Regions from separate parts of the Homo sapiens genome. Here region 1 is linked to region 2. A link is a loop called in an ENCODE intact Hi-C map of the cell type or tissue named here. Cell type or tissue: Caco-2. All regions are shown on one strand. Links, peaks and the distances in the headings refer to the core of each region. The heading gives the core; the rest is flanking DNA. Region 1 overlaps LINC02346 (long intergenic non-protein coding RNA 2346). Region 2 overlaps LINC02346 (long intergenic non-protein coding RNA 2346).

What was found. Hi-C counts contacts between places; a loop is a spot of excess contacts. Peaks named below come from ENCODE experiments on the same cell type or tissue, not always from the same donor. Only the 100,000 strongest peaks of a DNase experiment are listed, where the experiment ranks them.
Region 1: a loop joins it to region 2, with 2.2 times the contacts of the local background. A loop is called at or near these places in 5 of 110 quality-filtered maps.

What each region holds. Positions count from the first base shown.
Region 1 is chr15:25,951,067-25,959,608 of GRCh38, reverse strand. The region is part of intron 1 of LINC02346 (long intergenic non-protein coding RNA 2346); the gene reads right to left. Among named protein-coding and RNA genes, the nearest start is that of LINC02346, 53 kb to the right of the region's middle. In Caco-2, for the core only: no CTCF peak of the experiment used is centred there; no DNase peak of the experiment used is centred there.
Region 2 is chr15:26,022,268-26,030,809 of GRCh38, reverse strand. All of the region lies in intron 2 of LINC02346 (long intergenic non-protein coding RNA 2346), which reads right to left. Among named protein-coding and RNA genes, the nearest start is that of TRE-TTC2-2, 56 kb to the left of the region's middle. In Caco-2, for the core only: no CTCF peak of the experiment used is centred there; DNase peaks (open chromatin) are centred at 3,932 and 4,449.

The sequences.
Region 1 (8,542 bases), core at 3,562-6,061, 71 kb after region 2:
TACTCTTCCTCCCCCTATTCCTGCCCTGAGCCTCCCTCTGAGTAAAATAATCTATCACCCTGTTAGCCATGGTTCACTCCAGAGGATGGCCAGATGCTGACTGGGAGGAAACTGGCAGGCAGGGCAGGATGCTTGGGGACATCTCACTCACCACTCCCTCAAAGGTGTGATGAACAAATACCCTCAAGCAATTTCACTCACAGTGACCAGTAGCTGACAAGATTAAACTACACCTGCAATGTTAATTGGTCCAAGTGAGAGACACTGAATGCATGTATAATGATGTGCTCTAAGGGTGGGGCTCCCTGGGAGAGACTTGGAGACTCAGAACTGTGCACAGGAAGTGTGTTGGGCATGCTCAGGAGCAACCCTGGGAGAGGAAACCGCCTTTGCAAAATTATAACTGAGGAAATTATGACAGTGAAAAAAATCAGACCTAACCAACTCCATCTTGCTTCTAACCTTTAAGCTATGCTTTTTCATTCCTGGCCATAGGCCAAACTAACTTTGGGAAGGAATTCAGTTCATGGTTTGACTCTGAAACAAAATTGATAACAGCCCTTTCTCAAAAAGACCCCCTTCTTGCCTGGGGATCAGTCTGCTTTTGCAGGACTAACAAATTAGCTACAAGATTAGAAATTATAGTTTAGGGGTCATGCAGCCTCTGGCTCCAAGAGTCTGAACCTCCCCAAATTGCTCCTAGGGATAAGATCAATGCTTGAGACATTTTGCAGAGCCTGCACTCGATGGATCAGCTTACACCACCCAGACTGATGGTAATCTGGCTCAGCCAGTTCTGCCATCCCATCCAGGAACAGAAGACAGCAAGAGAAACTCACTTCAACCCCCTATAATTCCAACCTGATCAATCAGCGCTTCCCACTTCCCAAGCCCCTACCCACCAAATTATCTTTAAAAACGCTAATCCTTGAATGCTCAGGGAGGCTGATTGGAGTAAGAATAAAATTCCAGTCTCCCGCACAGCTGGCTCTGCATGAATTACTCTTTCTCCATTGCAATCCCCCATCTTAATAAATTGGCTCTGACTAGGCAGCAGGAAAAGTGAACCCATTGGGTGGTTACAGAAGCAGGACAGGGTAGAAGCAGCGAGTGCACAGGGATGCTTCCGTCAGTCCTACAGGGAACTCTGAAGCCTGGCTATTTCTACATAGGGGTCCACCTCAAAGACAAAAAGGCAGGGGCTTTGTAGCCTCCTGTGGGTCAGTCAGGAGCAGATGTGACCTGGATATGTCAGTTCCCCAGTGGATAGTTACCCAAGTCAATGGCCATTGTCCCTTTGAAGAAAGGCTGGACATCACAAGGTCCCTCTGCATGGGGACCCAGCTACTCTTCAGTCAATGGGGTCCACATTTAAGATTCTAGAATAAATAGCTGAGGCATATAACTCTAAGACAAGATAGATAGGTAGGTAGGTAGGTAGGTGGATAGAAATTTTTTCCTGGGTACTTTGCCTCAGAGAATGGATACACAGTATTACTTTCAAAGATTTTACACTTTTTTTTTTTTCAGAGCAATTCAAGCATAGAGAATGAAAACTGGCGATCTTTCTTTCGGCACAAAAGTTCTTTTCATATTTTCTAAGCAGACAAAAAGAAGTCTATGTATTACAAGCACACACCTACCAAACTCTATACATGTATGTATGTGTACGTTACATGTATGTATGTGTATGTGTACGTGTGTCTACAAAAGTTCTCTGAGGAATCTGCTACCACAGAGGCACCTCCCTCCAGGAAGAGTTCTTGTTGCTCAACTGCAAATCTTGAAGTCGGGACCCAGCCGGGGTCCACTCTTCCCACCTCAGCCTCAGTGCTGCGCAGGGGGCAGGTGTGGGGGAGACGTTTTCCTCTGGAAACAGCCCACTTCAAGTTCAACGAAAGCAGCTTCTTCCCTTCCTCTCATATCTCACATACCGTGAAAGAGGAATGTGCTCCTAAATATTGAATCTACAAGGCTGCAGGCATTTTTGGAGAAAAAAATTAGGTACGAGCTTGATAGAGGAATGAAACAACAATGGAGGAGCATGTGTGTATCATGTGCGTGTGTGTGGTGTGTGTGGCATACGTGTGTACTGTGTGCGATGTGTGTGGTGTATGTGGTGTGGTGTGGGGTGTGTGTGATATGTGTGTGGTGTGTATGTGTGTATAGTGTGGTGTGTGTGTGATCTGTGTGATGTGTGTGGTATATGATATGCGTGGTATGTGATGTGTGTGGTGTATGGGGTGTGTGGGTGGTGTGTGTGTATGCCTGATGTGTATGTGTGTGGTGTGTGTGATATGTGAAGTGGTTGATATGCATGTATGTGGTGTGTCTGTGTGTTATGTGTGCTGTGTGTGGTGCTATGTGTGTGGTATGGAGTATGTGTGTGGCGTGTGTGTGTGGTATGTGTAGGATGTATATGGTATGTGTTTGGGGTGTGTGTATGTGTGTGTGTGCCTGATTATGTGTGTGTGTGATGTGAATGTGTGTCTGTGTGGTATATGTGGTGTGTGGTGTGGAGGGGTGTGTGTGTATGTGTGGTATGTATGTCTATGTGGTATGTGGTGTGTGGTGTGGGAAAGTGTATGTGTTGTGTGTGGTATGTGGTGCGTGTACACCTGATGTGTGTGTGGTGTAAGTGTGTGCCTGTGTGGTATGTGGTGTGTGGTGTGGGTGTGTGCACCTGATACGTGTGTGCGTGGTATAAGTATGTGTGTGGTGTGGCGGGTGGATGTGTGGTGTATGGTGTGTGGTGTGGGTATGAGAGTGAATATGGCCCTGATGAGAAACAAAATGAGGGTTCCCCTATGGAGCTTCTGTTCAGTTCCAGCCTGTCATTACGTGAAATCAGCTTCATTTTCTTCTGGCACACGTCTTCTCTCCTATTGTTACTCTAGACCCAAGTTTTACTTGAGTGAACTTATGCGATGGGCATGTGTACAGTGGACCCCTCAGCAGACATCACTTGTTCCGGAACAGACAACCTTTGCTTATGCCGGTGTTGCCCATAGGAGTTACAACAATAATGCAAGAAAAACTAAACTCAAAGATGACGGATTACAGGTGTGATGTAGATTACATAACAGAGTTACTGCATAAAATACAGGAGGCCCAGTTAAATTTGAATTTCAAATACACACACACAAAATTTTAGTGTGAATATACCTTATGCAATATTTGAGACATACCTATACTAAAATATATTTGTTTTGTCAATATGAATTCAACTTTAGTGGGCATCCTATATTTTTATGTGTTAATTCTGGCGATTCTACTATATAATGCTGGTTCTTATTGTGATTGTATAAGAAAGTTGCTGGACTCTAATCAGCAGACCCATACACGAAGGAAATACATTAGCCCAAACATCAAACTTCTCATGAATGAACATACATATGTATGTTTTAGGCTGAAATAAGACCATACAATTTTTTATGATTCCCTACCATAAATGATGTTTTCACTTAACCAACCAACTTACAAGTCAAGTTTGCATCAGCAAAAACAATTTCTGTATATATATTTTTTAATTTTAGAAGTGACCCATTATGTAGAAATGGTGAGATCCTTTCGCTCAATTCTCAATGAGTTGGAGCCAACATTTTGTCTCAATACTGTGCAGTGAAAAGTTCTTTTCAAACTATTGACATCCCCAAAGGTATGCACTTAAGAGCTTGTCCAAGTCTGTCGCTTTCCTATTGGCCTCCACCAGGGAGTGAGTGAGCGAGCAAGACATAACAAGATGCCCCTCAGTTGTGCACTTACTACATATTCATAGCTGCAAATGTCTGGCAAGACAAGGACAAGGCTGCTTAGAAGATGCACAAACAGAAAGCACTAGCCTCATGAATGCCTGGAGGAATTAACTCACATTACCAATCCCCTCCCTCCCATCTCTTCACCCTATAGAAACCAATGTCCACTGAAATCTTTAAGAAATAAACATTTTCTTTAGAAAAAAATTCTGTTTCTAAATATGCATATAAAAATGATCCCTTCACTTAATTTAAAAATATTTTAGTTATGGCTTTACAGAGAATATGTTCCTAATAATGGAGAAAAAAAGAAGTATCTCTATGTAAAATACAGAGAGCAAATAGACTAAAATATAGTGGTTATCACGAAGTGATATGATTGTGGCTGATTTTATTTTCTACTTTTCAAATCTTTATACTTTTTACAATAGATATGTATTAATTTCATAATCATAAAAATGGACCTTGTTTTTAAAACCCACTGTGGTTTTCAAATATGTGTCCTGGTGCAGATACAACCGGTGTTGTCCCCAAGTGCCGGTGCTGCCTCTCCTGGGTACTAGATTTTTTCCATTATCTCCACCTCCAAATCAAAGACTGATGCCCTCCAAGAAAAGCTCTGGAAGTGCTGACAAGCTGCTACCTCAAGGGAGTTCAAGAGCTCCTTGTGTTGAGAAGGAAATAGCTGGAGCACATATATAACCCATCAAGCTGCAGCCTAAAGATAAGATCAAAAAGCAGCCAGAGAATGAAATGGAAGGCTTCCCTGCTTCTTCACACAGGTGAGATTCTCACTTTTCAAGTTCAGAGTAAAATAAGTATTTGAAAGTAGAATCCACACGGGAGAAATTTGGGTTCACATTATTAGTACACTAACAATATGGAAGAGTCTTCAAATCAACTCAGGAAAATGGCTTTAAAAGAAAAGAAAGGTCAGGAGTGACGTCAGCCAGATGATGGAATAGAAACCCCTCACCAGGCTCTTGTTCCCCAGCATAGACACTGACTTAACAACAACATATGGACCAAATTGCTTTTGTCAGAGTTCCAGACCCCAATTAAGAGGTTGCAGCATCCCAGGTGAGCTCAAAGCCAAGAAAAGCTGTGTTGATCCAGGTGGTGAAGTGAGTTGCACTCTGTCTGCCCTGTCCCCTTCCTGGATGCAATATGGTGTAACTGGAAGAAAACTCTGCCCCGGGGCCTTTCCCTCGAGAGAGAAAGAGAAGAGCTGAATTTGTGTCCAGTGTTCTGGATTTTCAAGGGGCTGCCAAGGGGTTAGTGCTGGCCTTGCCTAACTCGAGGTGCAGACAGGGCTCCACTGTACTTTGGATGTCAGACTGGGGACAGCTGAGAACAAGGCCAGCATTGTGGCTTGTTACACCAGAGACACTACAGTATTGCAGACAAGCACCAGGAGGTGCAAGGGATTTTGGACTCCTGAGAAGAAGCACGACAAATCTCTTTTATTGGGAATGAAAGGTTTCAGAGTCCCCAGAATCTCTAGCTAGGCTGATTGGTACAAATCCTCCTGTATATAAAACCAGTTTGTAAAGACTGAGAGGGGTGGCTGGTTTCTTCAAATGCCCAAATCTCAACAAAGGATCACAGGCATATATAGAATAGAGAAAGGTGACCTAGTCAAAGGAACAAAATAAATCTCCAGAAAATGACCTTAAAGATATGGAGATATATGGCCAGCCGCAGTGGTTCACACCTGTAATCCCAGCACTTTGGGAGGCCGAGGCAGGCGGATCACAAGGTCAGGAGATCGAGACCATCCTGGCTAACACGGTGAAACCCATTTTCTACTAAAAGTACAAAAAATTAGCTGGGAGTGGTGGCGGGCGCCCGTAGTTCCAGCTACTGGGGAGACTGAGGCAGGAGAATGGTGTGAATCTGGGAGGTGGACATTGCAGGGAGCCTCAGACTGGGTGACAGAGCAAGACTCTGTCTCAAAAAAAAAAAAAGATATGGAGATATATTAATTACTTGCCAAAGAACTCAAAATAACTGTCTCAAGGGTATTCAATGACCTAAAAGAGAACATAGATGGACAACTTCATAAAATCAGAAAAACACATGAACAAAATGAGAATATCAACAAAGAGATAGAAACTGCAAAAACAACACAGAAATTCTAGAGCTAAAGAATACAATACTTTGGGAGGCCGAGGCGGGTGGATCACGAGGTCAAGAGACAGAGACCATCCTGGCCAACATGATGAAACCCCGTCTCTACTAAAAATACAAAAATTAGCCAGGCATGGTGGTGGGTGCCTATAGTCCCAGCTACTCAGGAGGCTGAGGCAGGAGAATCACTTGAACCCGGAAGGCAGAAGTTTCAGTGAGCCAAGATTGTGCCACTGCACTCCAGCCTGGCGACAGAGAGAGACTCAAAAAAAAAAAAAAAAAGAATACAATAATTGAATTGGAAAATTCACTAGAGGGTTTCAATAACAAACTTGATCAAACAGAAAAAAAGAATCAGCAAACTTTCATATGTCAACAGTGAACTCATTCTTGACAAAGATGCTAAGAGCATACATTGGGGAAAGGACTCTCTTCAATAAATTATACCAGGAAAACTAGATAGCCACATGCAGAAAATGAAACTAGACCCCTATCTCTCACCATATACAAAAAATCAAATCAAAGTGGATTAAAGACTTAAACTTACGACCTCAAACTATGAAGCTACTAAAAGAAAACATTGGGTAAATTCTCCAGCTCATTGGTCTGGGGAAAGATTTTCTGAGTAATACTCCACGAGCATAGGCAACCAAATCAAAAATGGACAAATGGGATCACGTTGAGTTGAAAAGCTCCTGCACAGCAAGGGAAGCAAACCACAAAGTGAAGAGGTAACCCACAGAACGGGAGAAAATATTTGCAAACTACACATCTGAAAAGGGATTCAAAACCAGAATTATGTAACAAGCTCAAACAACTCTGTAGGAAAAAAATCTAATAATCCAAACAAAAAATAGGCAAAAGATGTGAATAGATATTTCTTAAAAAGAGACATACAAATGCAAACAGGCTTGTGAAAAGGTGCTCAACATAACTGATCCTCAGAGAAACGCAAATCAAAACTACAATAAGACACCATGTCACCCCAGTTAAAATGGCTTTTATCCAAACAAATACTGACAAGGATGTGGAGACAAGGGAACTCTTGTACATTGTTGGTGGGAATGTAAATTACCACAGCCACTGTGGAGAGCAGTTTGGAGGTTCCTGAAAAAACTAAAAATGGAACTACCATATGACCCAGTAATCCCACTGCTAGGTTTATACTCAAAAGAAAGGAAATCAATATATCAAAGAGATATCTGCACTCCGATGTTTGTTGCAGCACTGTTCACAATAGCCAAGATTTGAAAGCAATTATCTGTCCATCAATACATAAATGCATAACGAAAATGTGTTATATGTGCAGTACTATTCAGCCATAAAAAAGAATGGGATACTGTCATTTGCAACAACATGGATGGAACTGGAGGTCGTTATGTTAAGTGAAATAAGCCAGGCACAGGAAGACAAACTTCACATGTTCTCATTTATTTGTGGGAGCTAAAAATGAAAATAATTGAACTCGTGGAGATAGGGAGTAGAACGATGGGCCTGGCATGGTGGCTCATGCCTGTCATCTCAGCATTTTTGGAGGCCAAGGTGGAAGGATTGTTTGAGCCTAGGAGTTCAAGACAAGCCTGTGCTACATAGCAAAACCTCACCTCTACTAAAAAATCAAAAACATTAGCCAGGCTTGGTGGCAATGAAATTCAGTGGAACTCATGGGACACCATCAAGTAAGGGGAAAGCTTCATGACAGTGGATTTGGCAGTGATTTCTTGGATATGACACCAAAGGCACAGAAAACAAAAGAAAAAATAGGCATATAAGAATACATTGAACTTTAAAATTTCTGTGCATCAAAGGAAACAATCAAAGTGAAAAGGCAGCTTCTGGTGGAAGAACATATTTGCAAATTGTATATCTAAGGGGTTAATATCCAAAATATTGAAAGAACTACTACAAGCCAACAACAGAAAAACAAATAATCTGATTAAAAATTGGCAAAGAACTTGAATAGACATTTCTCCAAAGAAGATATGCAAATGGCCAACAAGCGTATGAAAAGATGCTCAACATCACTAATCATTAGAAAAATGTAAATTAAAACCACAATGAGCTGTCACCTTATACCCATTAAGATGGCCACTATTAAAATAACAGAAAACAACAAGCACTATCTAGGATGGAGAAATTGAAATCCCTGTGTGCTGTTGGTGGAATGTAAAATGGTATAGCTGCTATAACGAGCAGTATGGAGGTTCCTCAAAAAATTGTAACTAGAAATACCACATGATCCAGCAATCTCATTTCTGGGTATACATCCGAAAGGATTGAAAACAAGATCTCAAAGAAATACTTGCACACGCATGTTAATTGCAACATTATTCACAGTAGCTAAGAGGGAGAAGCAATCCAGTGTCCATAAGTGGATGAAACAATAAAGAAAATGTGGGCCAGATGCAGTGCTTCATATCTGTAATTCCAGAACTTTGGAAGGCCAAGGCAGGAGAATAGCTAGAGCCCAAGAGCTCAAGACAAGCCTGGGCAAAATAGTGAGACCCCATCTCCACACACACACACAAAAAATGTTTTTAATTAGCCAGGCATGGTATCATGTGCCTGTAGTCCCAGCTACTCAGAAGGCTGAGGCAGCAGGATAGCTTGAGAATTGGAGATTCAGACTGCAGTGAGCCACGATCTTGCCACTGCAC
Region 2 (8,542 bases), core at 3,318-5,817:
CTTGGGACTCCAGAATCACTAAGCCAAAATCACTAAGGGAAAAGTCAAGCTGGGAGCTGCTCCGGCCAACCTGCCTCCCATTATATTCCTAAATAAGACAGCTACAAAGACAAAAAAGCTACATATCTCCCTCACAATTTTCCCGCAAGAAAATTCCCAGTGGATGAAAGACAGGGCTAAGTTGTGATTTTTTTCTTATTTTGCCCAAATTCCTATCTAAGGAGTCTGGGGAGTCATGCCCTACAAACCACAAATTCTCATCAGATGGGTTTTATTTAACCCTATATATCGTGACTTACTTTCCAATGTGACTCTGGCATAACATTTTGTGACAAAGAAGAAGATAAAAATATTTTACCCCAAAATATGTTTCTTTGCCATATTTTGAAATGGCCCTGCAAAGCCATCCTTTGTGGGGGAAAATTTGCATCTGTAAAAAATCTCTATCAACATAGCTAGATCTTTTTCTTCCAGGCCCCCCCACCCAGTCCTGAAGAGATTAACTGAGAGTCTAGTACCTTTTGGAGGTCTGAATAGGAAATATTTGTCATTTATTGTCTCTATGGGCAGCCACTATAAGACTTCAAAAGAATCTTGGTCTTTACAATCTTTTATCTTAACCTGAATATTCCATTTCTTTCTTTCTTTCTTTCTTTCTTTCTTTCTTTCTTTCTTTCTTTCTTTCTTTCTTTCTTTCTTTCTTTCTTTTCTCTTTCTTTCTTTCTTTCTTTCTTTCTTTCTTTCTTTCTTTCTTTCTTTCTTTCTTTCTTTCTTTCTTTTTTTTCCCAAGAGTGTCTCACTCTGTTGCCAGGCTGGAGTGCAATGGGGTGATCTCTGCTCACTGCAACCTCTGGCTCCCAGGTTCGAGGAATTCTCCTGCCTCAGCCTCCTGAGTAGCTGGGATTACAGGCAGCCACCACCACGTCAGGCTAATTTTTGTATTTTTGGTAGAGACAGGGGTTTCTCCATGTTGGCCAGGCTGATCTGGAACTCCTGACCTCAGGTGATCCACCCGCCTCCCAAAGTGCTGGGATTACAGGCGTAAGCCACCATGCCCGGCCCCGAACATTCCCTTTATATCCATCCCAGGTCTTCAGACAAACTCAACCGATTGCCAACCAGAAAATGCTTAAATTCACCTATAGCCTGGAAGCCCCTGCTTCAAACTGTCCTGCCTTTCTGAACCAAATCAATGTATTTCTCAAATGTATTTGATTAATGTCTCATGCCTCCCTAAAATATATAAAATCAAGCTGCACTCCGACCACCTTGGACACATGTTCCCAGGACCTCCTGAGGGCTGTGTCATGGGCCGTGGTCACTCATTTTTGGCTCAGAATAAATCTCTTCAGATATTTCACAGAGTTTGACTCTTTTCGTCAACAACAGACAGAACTCAAAGTCATCCCTCTGCTCATGTGAGACAAATGCAAATCTGATTGCTTCCTTTGCCCTATTGTTTCACTAAGCCAGATTAAGGCGTAAGCGACTATTCCTGTAAATGGCACATTCAATGAAGAGCTAATCAGAAACGCAAAAGGATGCAACTGTTTTTCTCTTTTCTACCTAAGACCTGGAAGCCCCCTCCCCACTTGGAGTTGTCCTACCTTTGCAGACCGAAGGAACCAGTGTTTATCTCTTGTCTCCCTAAAATGTATAAAACCAAGCTGTGCCTGGACCACCTCGGGCACATGTTGGGACCTTCTGAGGCTGCATCACAGGTGCATCCTTAACCTTGACAACATAAACTTTCTAAATCGATTGAGACCTGTCTCACATACCTTTTGGTTTACAACTGTGAAATATATGTGTATCTGAAATATATATGTAAATATATGTGAACGTTCTCTTAAGCTGTCAGGTGAGAGGCGCTGGTGTATCATTTAATTACCCACCACCATGGTTCTAACAGAGCTGGCCAAACAAGAGAGGGATGTGATCTGACTCTTCAAGTGAGCCCACACAAGCACAGCAGACAGATCCTAGCACCCAGTCTTCCTATTTGAGAATACTGTGGTGCCAGCCAAGGCAAGGAATTACCCGATTTTATTACATCCCATACTCTTAAATATGTATTAGATACCTACAGCCTTGCTTGTGCCGATACCATGGAAGGATGCAGCAAAGATTGCAGACTTGCCTGGTGACTGATGGCGACATTAAAACAGGCAAAAATGCCCCTCTCTGATCTTCCTCACTCTCCGAAGGCATAGGAGTTGACTTTCGGATAGCAAATGCAGCAATCCCTGGAGGGTTTTCAGCCAGCCGCCTGTGTGGAATTTAAAGTATTATGCATGATTAATTACCAAAAAATTCAGGCAGGCACTCTCTGTCAGGAAAGTGTTTAAAACCTTCCTGGTGGCAGATTGTGCTGCTAGCAAGAAAAATAGATGCTTCAATACCACTCAGTTTCCAAATGCATTTCCTTTCAGAAATGCTTGTGTTAGCCTGCAAATATGTGCTGTCCTACTCTGGCAATTTTAGATGCGCAGCCCCGAAGCAAAGGCTCCTTCCTGTCCTGCCAGAGAAGGGGGCGCGATTGGATGCCATGCAGAGGTGCATGACACGCATCACAGGTACGTGGCTGCCTGTCTCCTGGGCACCCTTTCCATTTTTCCTTTGCAGAATTTGTCTATGCAGCATATTAAAAATCTACCTCTACCTTGATACACTGAAGTTCTCGCAGTGAAAATGTTTATTAAGAAACATATCTGTGCCAGCCGTGGAGGCTCACGCCTGTAATCCCAGCACTTTGGGAGGTGGAGACGGGTGGATCACCTGAGGTCAGGAGCTTGAGACCAGCCTGGCCAACATGGTGAAACCCCATCTCTACTAAAAATACAAAAAAAAAAATTAGCCAGGTGTGGTGGCGGGTGCCTGTAATCCCTGCTACTCAGGAGGCTGAGGCAGGAGAATCACTTGAACCCTGGAGACGGAGGTTGCAGTGAGCCGAGATTGCGCTATTGCACTCCAGCCTGGGCAACAAGAGGGAAACTCTGTCTCAAAAAAAAAAAAAAGAAAGAAAGAAAGAAAAAAAAGAAACAGATTTTTGCCAGGCATGGTGGCTCATGCCTACAGCACCAGCCAGTTGGGAGGCTGAGGTGGGAGGACAGTTTGAGCCCAGGGGTTCCAGCCTGCAGCGCACTATGAACTCTCCTGATGAAAAGCCACTTATTCCAGCCTGGGTTACCTCACCCCCCAAAAAAAATGTTTTGGAAAAAGCTTTAGTTCCAGAAATGTGATCATCTTGATATAATTTTAGAGGGAATTGTTTTTCATAGCCACCACAGTGGAGGGAAAAGTGCTTTCTTCTATCCTTCTAGGTACTTTCGTTGGTCTACAAAATAAGTTGACATAAGACACATTAACCGGAGAAAAACACTTTTAATTATGTACGTACTCACAGGGAGTGTGACAAACATAGGAGACTCAACAAAGCAGCTAGATGACTGAGACTTATACGCTCTCCCTATCCTGAGCTACAGAAAGGAGCAGGGGCTTGGGCTTTGGGGGAGAGTGGAGACATGTTATGAGAGTAAAACCATCTTTGCAAAATTATAACTGAGGAAATTATGACAGTGAAAGAAATCAGACCTAACCAACTCCATCTTGCTTCTAACCCTTAAGCTGTCCTTGTTCGTTCCTGGGCATAGGCAGAACTAACTTTGGGAAGGAATTCAGCTCATGGTTTGACCCTAAAACAAAATTGATAACAACCCTTTCCTGAAAAGAACCCCTTCTTGCCTGGGACCAGTCTGCCTTTGCAGGACTAACAAATTAGCTACAAGATTAGAAATTACAATTTAGGGGTCATGCAGCCTCTGGTTCCAAGAGTCTGAACCTCCCCAGATTGCTCCTGGGGATAACATCACTATTGTAAAACCTAAGATCAGCACTTGAGATATCTCGCAGACCCTGCACTCAATGGATCAGCTGACACTAGCTAAACTGGTAATCCGGCCCAACCAGTTCTGCCATGGCACCCAGGAATAGAAGACATTAAAAAAACCTAACTTCAACCCCCTGTGATTCCATCTCCAACCTAATCAATCCCCACCTCCCAAGCCCCTATGTGCCAAATTATCTTTAAAAACTCTGATCCCCGAATGCTTGGGGAGACTGATTTGAGTAACTATGAAATTCTGGTCTCCTACACAGCCGGCTCTGTGTGAATCACTCTTTCTCCATTGTCGTTCCCCTGTCTCGATAAATCGGTTCTATCTAGGCAGCAGGCAAGGTGAGCCCATTGGGTGGTTACAAGAGGGTAACAAGAGGGGAGGAAATGTATGGTGAATAAGCATTGCCTGGTTACCCAGATAAAAGTCTCTCTGTCAGAGGTGTTTCAACCAGAGCAACTCCATATTGAATAGGTGCTAAGTAAGATAAGGCTGGACCTGCTGGGCTGCATTCCCAGGAGGTTAGGCATTCTTAGTCACAGAATGAAATAGAAGGTCAGCACAAGATACAGGTCATAAAGATCTTGCTGATGAAACAGGTTGCAGTGGGCCGGGCTCAGTGGCTCACGCCTGTAATCCCAGCACTTTGGGAGGCTGAGGTGGGAGGATCATGAGGTCAGGAGATCAAGACCATCCTAGCTAACCCGGTGAAACCCCTTCTCTACTAAAAAAAATACAAAAAATTATCTGGGCGTGGTGGCAGGCACCTGCAGTCCCAGCTGCTCGGGAGGCTGAGGCAGGAGAATGGCGTGAACCCAGGATGCCAAGCTTGCGGTGAGCGGAGATCGTGCCACTGCACTCCACCCTGGGCAACAGAGTGAGACTCTGTCTCAAAATAAATAAATAAATAAATAAATAAATACAAGTTGCAGTAAAGAAGCTGGATAAATCCCACCAAAACCAAGACAGCCATGAGCATGAACTCTGGTCGTCCTCACTGCTACACTCCCACCAGCGCCATGACAGTTTACAAATGCCATGGCCACGTCAGGAAGTTACCCTACATGGTCTAAAAAGGGGAGGCATGAATAATCCACCCCTTGCTCAGCATATCATCAAGAAATAACCACAAAAATGGGCAACCAGCAGTACTCGGCGCTGCTCTGCCTATGGAGTAGCCATTCTTTTATTCCTTTACTTTCTTAATAAACTTACTTTCACTTTACTCTGTAAACTCGCCCTGAATTCTTTCTTGCATGACATCCAAGAACCCTCTCTTGGAGTCTGAATTGGGACTCTTCCCCATAACATCTCTGTTGTAAAATTATCTCTGTTCCTAGTACAGCCATCTTTACTAATGAAATGTTTTTGTAGGTATAAATTTCCTGTACAAAAGGGGAACTTTTTGCTTTGTTTTAGCAGTTGGGGGAGGTAAAGCACTTTCTCTGCTTTGGCTGATTCTTAACTTATTTTAGTTCAAAGTAATGAATATGCCAAAGTGGAATATTTGGTGATGGCGTATCTTGAGCCCTCTGTTCCAGCTAAATCCTGCTTCATGAGGAAAGAAGAGGGTCCTTTAGAAGTGCCATCATTGCTCGAGATGATCCTGTAGCTGCCCTGCAATTAATTGTATAAACATACTAGGTGAACTTGGAGTTCTCCTAGAAAATAGAAGAAAACCCTGAAAAGTCTCTGTCACTCTGCAGGTTATGACTACCATAAGGACATGTTATACAATACACGTGACCATGCTTGCAGTTCTGTTCTGCAGGATGCCATGCAGCCATGCATGCTAAGGTTAGAAAAATAGACTGAAAACATAAGATAGACTGTTAAGTAATAAAATTAAGAAATAAAATAGTATAAACTGTACATTTTTAACCATCCTATTTAAAAATTAATTTTCTAAAAAAACACTGAAAGGCCAGGTGTGGTGGCTCCCGCCTGTAATCCCAGCACTTTGCGAGGCCAAGGTGGGTGGATTACCTGAGGTTAGTAGTTCAAGATCAGCTTGGTCAATGTGGTGAAACCCTGTCTCTACTAAAAACACAAAAATTAGCCAGGTGTGGTGGGTGCCTGTAATCCCAGCTACTCGGGAGGCTGAGGCAGGAGAATCTCTTGAACCTGGGAGGCGGAGGTTGCAGTGAGCCAAGATCATGCCATTGCACTCCAGCCTGGGCGACAGAGCAAGACTCCATCTCAAAAAAAAAAAAAAAAAAAGAAAAGAAAAGAAAAGAAAAAAGAAAAAAACACTGAATGGAAATGGATCACATGATTCTTTTCTCCCCACTTTTCTCTGTTTACCAAATCCCTTTATTGAGCAAGTATTACTTTTACAATGATAAAGGAAAAGAAAGAAAACAAGGAGTGACAGAGCTCAAGGCCGGAGACCATGCTGCTGATGGGCTGTGTCATCTAAGTCCAGCTCCTCTAATGTTTTCTGAGCACCTGCCAGGCTCAGTGGACACACTGGGATACTACTCAGGGCAAGACACCATGTTATCCTCCTGCAGCAACAATCGCTCCCTTTCTGTACCGCTCACACAACTTCACCTTGCCTCATCTCAGCAGATGCAATGGATCAGAACCTATGGCTAAATGACCTTGTCAGCACAGCCACCTGGATGTTGTATGGCAGATGCACCTGAGAGCAATAACTTTACCCCGAGAATGACCCTGTGGCCTAAGAAGAATGTGTGTACCTTGTCCCAAGCTAAGGAATCCAAGAGTAGCAGATCTGGAGAGTCTTTCCTTATCCATGAAGGATGTCCAAACCCCTGGCCCATCCTTTGGAAAGCAGGCCATACAGAGGATTGAGGCCCTTTGTTTTGGGTCAAATGAGGTTGCCAGGTGGAGATGGCTAGGTGGAAGGTGCTAAGTGAAAATGTGATATAAACTGCATGCTTTTTAGAAACAGTAGCAGTTCTCCAGTCTAGCCCACTGCCACTGGACTGTCCCTGTGTGTTTGTAAATTCTTCAGATAAACCCCGTGACTCACTTATTATCTCTGGACTTCTTTTTTGGCCTCTCAGACATACTGCCATCCTTACGGGAGTCAGTACGGGTTCAGCACAACAGTTGTGACATTCTAGACCACTCTGAAACCACCTTTGGCAGTGAGGGAAGTCTCACATGGAAAAATTCTGGCAGTGAAAGAAATTGGACATCGCTGATTCCACCCTACTTCTAACCTCACAGGATGCCCTTGTTCATTCCTGGGCGTAGGCCAAACTAACCTTCAGATGAATTTAGTTTATAGTGTAACTTTGAAACAAAGATGACAACATCCCCTTCCTAAAACTAACCGCCTCCTTGCTCTGGGACTGAAACCACCTTTGTAAAACTGACAAATTAGACACAAGGTTAGAACTGTGGTTCAGGAGTCTTGCAGTCGAAGGTCGCAAGATTGCAACCTCCTGTAGGGAACGTCACTACTGTTAAACCTAGGACTGGTATGTGAAGTGTCTTTTGGACCTTGCATTTTGATGGACCAGCTGTGGCCACCTGGACTGGTAACCCATACCAAGACAGTGACTCAGCTGGTCTTGTAACCTTCACCTAGGAACTGATTCAGCACAAAACGACAGCTTCAACCCGCTATGATTTACCAACTAAGATGGACCCTAAAGTTAATGAAACAGAGTTACTTACAGGCCGGGCGCGGTGGCTCACGCCTGTAATCCCAGCACTTTGGGAGGCCGAAGTGCGTGGATCACAAGGTCAGGAGATCGAGATCATCCTAGCTAACACAGTGAAACCTTGTCTCTACTAAAAATCCAAAAAAAAAAAAAAAACAAAACCCAAATTAGCCGGGCATGGTGGCGGGCGCCAGTAGTCCCAGCTAGTCAGGAGGCTAAGGCAGGAGAATGGCATGAACCTGGGAGGTGGAGCTGGCAGTGAGCCAAAATCACACCACTCTGCCTGGGTGACAGAGCGAGACTCCGTCTCAAAAAAAAAAAAAAAAAGTTATTTACAAATGGAAGTTTAGGGCCTGGCTGGCATGGCAAATTTCTAAATTCTTACAGCTACAAGAAAAACCACACCCTTGCTAAACTCTCCAACAAAAGGAATTATTAGGCTGATTTACAACCCAGACCACTACAACCCTGATTGGAAAGAGAATCGGCCTTACAAGCATTCTTTTTTTTTTTTTTTTTTTTTGAGACAGAGTCTGGCTCTGTCACCCAAGCTGGAGTGCAGCGGTGAGATCTCGGCTCACTGCAAGCTCCACCTCCCAGGTTCACGCCATTCTCCTGCCTCAGCCTCCCAAGTAGCTGGGACCACAGGCGCCCGCCATCACGCCTGGCTAATTTTTCTATTTTTAGTAGAGACAGGGTTTCACCATGTTAGCCAGGATGGTCTCGATCTCCTGACCTTGTGATCCACCTGCCTCGGCCTCCCAAAGTGCTGGGATTACAGGTCTGAGCCACTGCGCCCGGCCACAAGCATTCTTTTCTGATAAGCAACTACGGAACTTAAGCCAGTTTCAACAGCTTATAGAGGCTGAGCACAAACTGTCTCTGTGTTCTATAGTTCACCTTTTGACATAAAGACCCAAATTCCACCTCATTTTAATGCAAAAAACCCCATCCCAAAGTGAACATGGGATGTATGTTACATATATTATGTATGTATATATATGGATA